2 separate regions of the Homo sapiens genome follow, and region 2 is linked to region 1. The links are chromatin contacts, found by Hi-C or POLR2A ChIA-PET in ENCODE. All regions are on one chromosome and are shown on one strand. The core of a region is the stretch at or near the end of the contact, and the rest is flanking DNA. Distances in the headings are between cores, read along the strand shown. Region 1 overlaps SGMS2 (sphingomyelin synthase 2). Region 2 overlaps SGMS2 (sphingomyelin synthase 2).

The links. Hi-C counts contacts between places; a loop is a spot of excess contacts on that map. ChIA-PET counts read pairs that join two places held with the same protein, here RNA polymerase II (POLR2A). Pooled maps may share reads with other maps.
Region 2: a map of PC-3 shows a loop between it and region 1 (4-fold over the local background). The contact joins two enhancer-like sites. A Hi-C loop is called at or near these places in 12 of 168 maps with a recorded cell type or tissue (Calu3, MCF 10A, PC-3 and 8 more) and 9 of 50 pooled maps. POLR2A ChIA-PET finds 5 or more read pairs at or near these places in 3 of 52 experiments (H1, MCF 10A and OCI-LY7).

What each region holds. Positions count from the first base shown.
Region 1 is chr4:107,852,220-107,856,146 of GRCh38, forward strand. The region is part of intron 1 of SGMS2 (sphingomyelin synthase 2); the gene reads left to right. Among named protein-coding and RNA genes, the nearest start is that of SGMS2, 29 kb to the left of the region's middle. Within about 2 kb of position 2,010, at least 3 of the 41 ENCODE cell types and tissues checked have a DNase peak (open chromatin) inside an H3K27ac peak, as active enhancers do; they include endothelial cell of umbilical vein, where a contact is called at or near this core.
Region 2 is chr4:107,894,211-107,898,137 of GRCh38, forward strand. SGMS2 (sphingomyelin synthase 2) reads left to right here. Exons shown (of 7, transcript NM_001375905.1): 3 at 1,100-1,798. The coding sequence starts at 1,344. The region is part of intron 1 of CYP2U1-AS1 (CYP2U1 and SGMS2 antisense RNA 1); the gene reads right to left. Among named protein-coding and RNA genes, the nearest start is that of CYP2U1, 35 kb to the right of the region's middle. Within about 2 kb of position 2,066, at least 8 of the 41 ENCODE cell types and tissues checked have a DNase peak (open chromatin) inside an H3K27ac peak, as active enhancers do; they include endothelial cell of umbilical vein, where a contact is called at or near this core.

The sequences.
Region 1 (3,927 bases), core at 760-3,259:
CATCACTTACACCCAGCTAATTTTTTTTTTTGTACTTTTAGTAGAGACGGGGTTTCACCGTGTTAGCCAGGATGGTCTGGATTTCCTGACCCCGTGATCCGCCTGCCTCAGCCTCCCAAGTCATAATAATTTTTTAAAAAAGAATGTGACTATGGTAGCTATTTGGAAATGTGTTTTGGGAGTTTTTGTGTCATCTTTTCTCTTTAACTTTCTAATTATAATAGCAACTCATGTTTATTTTAGGAAATGTTATGCCTGGATAAGCAAAAGAAAAATTTAAGTCATCTATAAATCTATTATATGTTAGCATTTTGCATTATCTTTCTAGTCACATTTATATTTACACATGCAACTTGTAGAAACAGGAGAAATAGGATCATACACATATCATTGTTTTATACCCATGAATATATAATGCACCTCTTATCATTCCCCACTAACTGTGATAGGAGCATTTCATTATTCCATTGTACCTACCCACCATGTTGTTTTTAACATGTCTCTTATTATTGGACACTTGTTTCTCATTTTTTTTTTTTACTGTTACTGGCAATGTCTTGGTTAATAGGCTCAGAACTAATCTTTGTTGATGTTCTTAGGAGGTTTATAGAATATATGAAATATATTTTACAATAGCCCTGGAAAGCAGTGTAATAATTTTATGTTGGTATTTTAAAGAGTCAATTTAATATGTAGAAAAATGGTATCTCACTTCTTTGAGTTTCTTTTCTCACTGGTAAGGTTAAACACTTTCTCACTTTAAATGTTAAAGTATAAGAGTTTATTTTCTTTTATTGTGAAGGTTTGAAGGCATTTGTTTAAAATTATTTAATTTTTACTGTTATGATATTATATGACCTTCTTGTCATCGCTCATGACTTTAACCTTAGGAGGTTAATCATTTGGATATAACAACTTTGTGTCATGAAAGAAAGAACAAGATTGCCAATTGTCTGGGCCATGGAAGACCTAACAGAAACTGTAGAAAGCAGAGCTTATGAGACAGAACTTTTTAATAGGTGTGTCAGGCTTTCTGGGCTTAAAAAAAAAGTCCTGTTTCTTGGATATTTTAATTCAGTCTGCATTGGGCAGAGAGAAGTACAGAGTTGCCTTTCAATATATTTTAAATTTAACAGTCTATAATTAGAAAACACTATTTGAGCTCTTATAATAAACTTTCACTCTGAAAGTACCCATCTAAATTAGTGGGTCATTCCTCCCCACTCCTTTTCTCCCTCCCCCTCAGTCACATCTGCCATAGCCATATCCATGGACTCTGCTTCTGTAAGTTCAAACTTGTGGGTCACTGTTTCATAATATTAAATGATATTAGTGGGGCTTACTCCCTCCCCTTATAAGATTACTTCAGTGACTTCCTTATCTTGAGAGGAACTGACATGTGATTCTTTAGGAACACAGCTTATCTTATAAAATGGGAGTTAGTCAGTGAACAAATATTTATAACCCTCAATTCTGTGCCAGAAAGACAGCAGAGAATCTGACACATGTGATCCCTTCCCTCACAGAGCTTGCAGTCTCACTGGAAAGAGACAAGTAAATCTCTACAAATAACTGACCAAAGTTACAGTTAGCAAACTGTTAAGTCAGAGAAAAAGTAGAAAGTAACGTGGAGCAAGGGAAAGGAAACCAAATGCGGTCTGGAATGGTCAAAAAAAGCTTCTCCAAGAATGCACAGGAGTTAGTTATAAATGCCATCTCTTGCTCTCCTTCCTTGCAGAATGCTACATTTAGTGTACGTGAACCGCAAGGGAATTAATCTATTTTCTATTCTCTTTAGCAATACTCCATAGGTATGCAAATGAAAATACATTGCTATAGTTGATTAATAAGATTATTACCATTTTATCTGAAGAAAACATTGTTAAATAATTAGCCTTAAGAACAACATGCTTTGCCAGATGGAATGAAAACGGCTGATAAATCACTGGGACATCAGCTTAGTCACAGGACTGTGTAATAGCTGTGGAAATTCAACTTTATCGTGTCTTCCATGTACAATATGGGACTATCTGAAGGAAGACGGGTCGTTTTCTAGCTAAGGTTTGCACCGTATAACTAGTCTTTTAAAGAAAAGTTATCTACTGTCCAATTTACAATAAAACATGGCTTAAGCATAATAGCTTTTGTAATTCATAAAAGTTCTGTGTTTAACTGTTAGGTGGAGCCTGAGATGACTATGACTAATAGGAATATTCTTCCAAGTTGTTTAATCCCCTGAGATGATTATGGCTGTTCTTTAGCCAGACAATGGCTCTGAAGTCCATTAAACTTAAAAACAGATGCTTCTAGGGGGAGTTGCTTTTCAATGCATCAGGTTACTTAGTGTTTTTATGTGGCTATATTTTGGCCATCTCCTAATGTTGGAGAATTTGTTTCAGAGATCTGGAACTGTCTCCTCCTCAGCTCTGGTTATCAGAAGCATGGCAGAGGGAAATGGAAGTAAAAGATGGATTGGAGATTTCTGGTGCAGTTGTGAGCCGATCATCAGAGCTGTATATTTGTATCACATTGCCTTGTCTTCCTACTACAGAAATTGTAGAGAGTTATGCCTTGGGATTTATTGAGAAACAGTGAAAAACTATCAAGTGACGTCATATGGCGGTCTTCCCTGGTCTGCAGTATTGCTCATTGCCTCTTGTGTACAGACCATATTAAAGTTAAGTGTCAAATGCTTTCTTTTTCCTCCTGAGGAACAAAATATGGTTCCCACTTGCCTTCCTCCAAACACATATGGAGATATATGCATTTTCTCTCTTTCTCTGAGTTTGGAAAATTTTTTCCCCTCTATCTACAAAGGAGTTGAGAGCCAAATATGCAGTACAGTTTTAGTCATTTTGCAAGACTTAACTAGTATGCTCTATTTTAATCATTTAACAAATACATATAATGCTTACTATATACCAGGTGCTGTTTCTGATGTCTTTATTAGTATTAACTCCTTTGGTTCTTTCTTTTTTCTCCATTTATTTCTGCTTTGATGTTTATTATTTCCTTCTACTAATTTTGGATTTGTTCTTTTCTAGTTCCTTGAGGTACACCATTAGGTTATTTATTTGGAGTCTTTCTATGTTTTCGATGTAGGCATATGGTGCTATAAAATTCCCTCGGTACTGCTTTTGCTGTATCTGATAGGTTCTGGTATGTTGTGTTTCCATTTTCATTTATTTTGAGAAATGTTTAAATTTCCTTCTTAATTTCTTTGTTGATTGTTCAGGAGCATTTTGCTTAATTTCCATACATTTGCACAGTTTCCAAAGCTCTTCTTGTTATTGATTTTTCGTTTTATTCCATTGGATTCAGAAAAGACACTTGGATATAATAGTGACTTTTTTGAATTTGTGGAGACTTGTTTTGTGGTCTAAGATATGATCTATTCTGGAGAATGTTCCATGTGCTGCTGAGAAGAATGTGTATTGTATAGCCGTTGGATGAAATGTTGTGTAAATGTCTGTTAGTAGGTCCATTTGGTCTAGAGTATAGTTTAATTCCAATGTTTTTTACTGATTTTCTGCGTGGATGATCTGTCCATTGCCAAAAGTGGGGTGTTGAAGTCCTCTACTATTATTGTTTTGCAATCTGTCTCTCCCTTTAGATCTATTTTTGTTTTTATATAACCTTTGATTCTTTTAAGGACCTTGTTAAGTTAGTACTATTTATAGATGAGGGAACTAAGGCTCAGGGAAATTAAGTATCATGCCTGGAGCCATAATACTTAATCGTGGAGTCATGCTAAGTGTGGAGTTGGCCTTCAGAATCCTTGTTCATAAACATCAAGCTTTGCTGTCTCTGCAGTGATTTGCTACCGGGAGCAGGTAGAACAATATTCAGTCCCAGGAGATAGCATTCCCTCTTCCACTACACCTTGTGATCAAGAAACCTTCTCTATATTTACCTGCCTCTGTGATT
Region 2 (3,927 bases), core at 816-3,315, 42 kb after region 1:
GGAGGTCCTTTAAAATGCAGTGGATTGTGCTTAAGTTGAGCAGTGTATCCAGGGAGAGGACTAATTACGAGGTTTGAAAACCTCATCAGGTGGCTGGTTTCTGTAGCAGGACTAAAAGACTGCTCTCCTAAATTGAGAACAGCTGGGGCTGTGTGCTAGCAAGTATAAAAGAGGTGGCAGTGGTGCCCCGTGTCCGAAAGAAGTGTGTGCTCTCTGGAGCCTGTGGAGCTGAAGCCAAAGGTAGTTATCCTCATCAGTGTCGTGGTGGGTGAGTCCCCTGAGCTGGTCCTCTGGAGGCCCGTTTCTGTTGTTTGGTAGAAATTGTGGTAGCTGAATCAAAATATTGTTAGTTACTAATTTATCATGCCAATTGTAGTGAGGTATTTTTATCCTTCAAATAAATTCTACTTGTTACCTGCGTGAGAGACATAGCTAAGGCTTGGTGTATCTTTTCAGAGTTATTTTGAAGGCTGCCAGCTTTTCTTGTATATGGTGTGCGTCTCTGAATATAAAAGGATAAACTGAGGCTGTGCCATTTTAAAAATCTTGAATGTGTTGTTCTTGAATCTGTTCTTAAAAGCGGTCACTTAAAAAGACTTCTGTTTTTTAATTAGAAAATAGAAAATTGACTATTTTGACAAATGAAGAGTAACAATTATTCAATGCATATAAGCCTCTTACCAGTTTTTTATTCTTTCTTTATGGCTCATAGAAAATACAGTCTTAGGAAGGATTGATGTGATCTCTGGGTAATTTCTAGCTTATTATGACTTCATGGTTAGCAACAAGTGATAGTGTCTGATGAAGTGTTTGCAATGTTAGGTCCTGATTTTTCTTTAAGGAAATTTAAAGGGAACTGATTGTTAAAATGTTCCTATTTCTACCAATACTAGCTCAAAAAGAGACAAGAATTCCAAGATAAAACTGTTCAGTATTTTGTAAATAAACTTGATCTCAGCAGCTTTAACTAGGTTCTGACGTTACATTTATAAAGCAAATGGCTTTGGTATTTGTTTCCTTAGTTTAAGAATGTTTCTGTTTTGGATGGTTGACAGTTGGACAAGCATAGTTTCTGAACATAATTTTGTTTTGCTTTTAGGTGGGATAGTAACATCTTTTTGAGGGAAGAATTGGCTTCCTTTCTTGAAAGTGGTGAAGGTACAGCATATAGCTGCATGGAAGAAACAGTAATCGGATGGCTACCTTCTACATTTTGTATTAGGAAACAAAGTCCATTGTAAGAGTCCATGTTGATCTTGGAAATAGAAGGATTGAAAAAAGCTAAATTTCCACAAAGAACAAGAACTTGACCATCTCCTTTTTGATCTGAAGACTAGGGGACAATGGATATCATAGAGACAGCAAAACTTGAAGAACATTTGGAAAATCAACCCAGTGATCCTACGAACACTTATGCAAGACCCGCTGAACCTGTTGAAGAAGAAAACAAAAATGGCAATGGTAAACCCAAGAGCTTATCCAGTGGGCTGCGAAAAGGCACCAAAAAGTACCCGGACTATATCCAAATTGCTATGCCCACTGAATCAAGGAACAAATTTCCACTAGAGTGGTGGAAAACGGGCATTGCCTTCATATATGCAGTTTTCAACCTCGTCTTGACAACCGTCATGATCACAGTTGTACATGAGAGGGTCCCTCCCAAGGAGCTTAGCCCTCCACTCCCAGACAAGTTTTTTGATTACATTGATAGGGTGAAATGGGCATTTTCTGTATCAGAAATAAATGGGATTATATTAGTTGGATTATGGATCACCCAGTGGCTGTTTCTGAGATACAAGTAAGTAAATCTAATGTTTTGAGGATTTGTCATGGGTTTGTTTTTGAGTGAATAGATGGGTTATTGAGATTATTTTTCCTTTTTTTCCCCCAATAAATTCAGTCTTACCCAAACATTTGATGAAAGAAAACAGTAGAAAGCTCTACCACATTGAATAAATTCAGTCACTATTCAGTAAGTGTTTGATGAGCAACTGTGTATGAAAGTGGCAGTGTACAGCAGTACTGTGGTGGATGACTCAGAGTTGATGAATTTAAGGTGCAGTTCCTGACTTCCAGCAACTTGGTGCTATGGTATTTGTATGATAAATCAAGAGGCTTGGAAAGGAATAACATTCACTCCCATCATGTTTGTTATTTCAGGCTCTTGACAAGTGGGAAAAGGAATAGGTTGAGAAACTTTTTTCTCCATTACTCATAATGTGATGTCTGTATTGGTCTAGAGTCAATAGCCTGCTTTAAGGTTTGCCTAGATTCAATTCTCAAATTTTACATTTCTGTGGGGCTGGGTGTGTGGATGTGGTTTCGGTTTTTTGTTTGCTTGCTATCTAGTTACAAGTGTTTAAGAGACTGAGTTTAGAACCAGATCCATGCGGTTTTGATTTTTAGATTTCTAAAGTAAACTTGCCCTCTGATTTTCCTTGGACACCACAAAGGAGCTCATGGTTCACTGGGTTCAGCCTCCTCATTTTTGGAATAGTAGGAAATCAAGAAGAAATAAGTCAGGTACTTTTGCTTTGAAGACACTTAAGAATTGGACATAGCCCTGAAGTGGTTATTTCTGCTTCTCTATGTGAATTCTGACTCCTAGTCCATAAAAACGAAGGCTCCTTAATTCCTCCTTTCCTCTCATTCATCATTTAGACATTTGTTTTCCACTGGGATGGTAGTGATTAAATCACTAAAATATGATTTTGATCAAAACACTGACCATAATACAGAGTTTAAAAATGTAATGTATGCTAACTTGGATACAATCTGAACATTCCAAGTCAAATAGGATTTCAGTATTAATGCCACAAGATCATTCTTAGAGAATTTTGGCTGTATTGTTTTTTAGTTGGTAACACTTTTCATTACTTGATCAATTATAGAACTCTCAATGTGGTATATCCACTCAGACCCTAACACTGTTACTGTTTTGTGATTAGAGGAATTCAGTCTATCTTTGTTAAAGAGTTCCCCAAATGCAACTTTGCAGTCTTAAAACCTTATTCCACAAACTGCAGTCATTCCTAAGCATTTTCCTTAATATAACTCTTCATGTGTTTCCTTAATATGCTTAAGTAATAGACTTAGCTATGAGTTGTCTTTTACTTAAAAAAGTAACCTGCTCCTGAAATTGTTAAAGGATGCTTTATGCTAAAAGCAAAAAATGTATTTATGAACTTCAGTGTTTTTCTCTTTAGTGTCTGGAAATTAACACAATGTAAGAGCCTGCTAAGGCGGCAGATAATTTGCTTTCTCCTTTATTTAGAGCAAGGTTTTATTGATATATGTGTGAAAAGAGAAATTGTCCAGAATCTGGTAAGTATGTGGACTCCACCCTGAAGTACAGTCTTTCCCTCAATTTAGCTGTATTTTCATCTAGATCCTTTTTGAATTTTCATTAGATAGTTATTATTAACTGCCTCTACCTACCACCTTAGATTTTCAACATGTCCAAACACACGGTCACATAGCCAGACCATAAATTTTAATGATATCCACTGTTTCAGTCGCAATTCACACAAGTTTGCCTTTTTACATTTGAAGTAGAATTGGATCTTACATTTTAGTAACTAGTAGAATAATTTTTATAACCTGTTTTGAACATCCCAGCTGAATGAGGAATGTTGCTTGCTCTCTCTTTTAAAAGCACCTTTCAAAGCTATGGGAAAAAGTCATTAGCACTAGTTCTTTTTCTAAATAAGGCTGTAGAGTACATCTTTCACCTTCTAAGTTGGTTTTCTGTTCTGAGTACAGCTGAACTCAGAATGCTGGAATGAATGTAATTGACTCATAATAATTTCTGCTTATTACTTCCCCTTGTCTAACAGCATGGAGCACAATTCAAAACAGCACTCTGTTGGAACCTGAGGTTGGATCAAAGGCTAAATTGGTTTTCCCTTAACCAAGGGAAGAAACTCA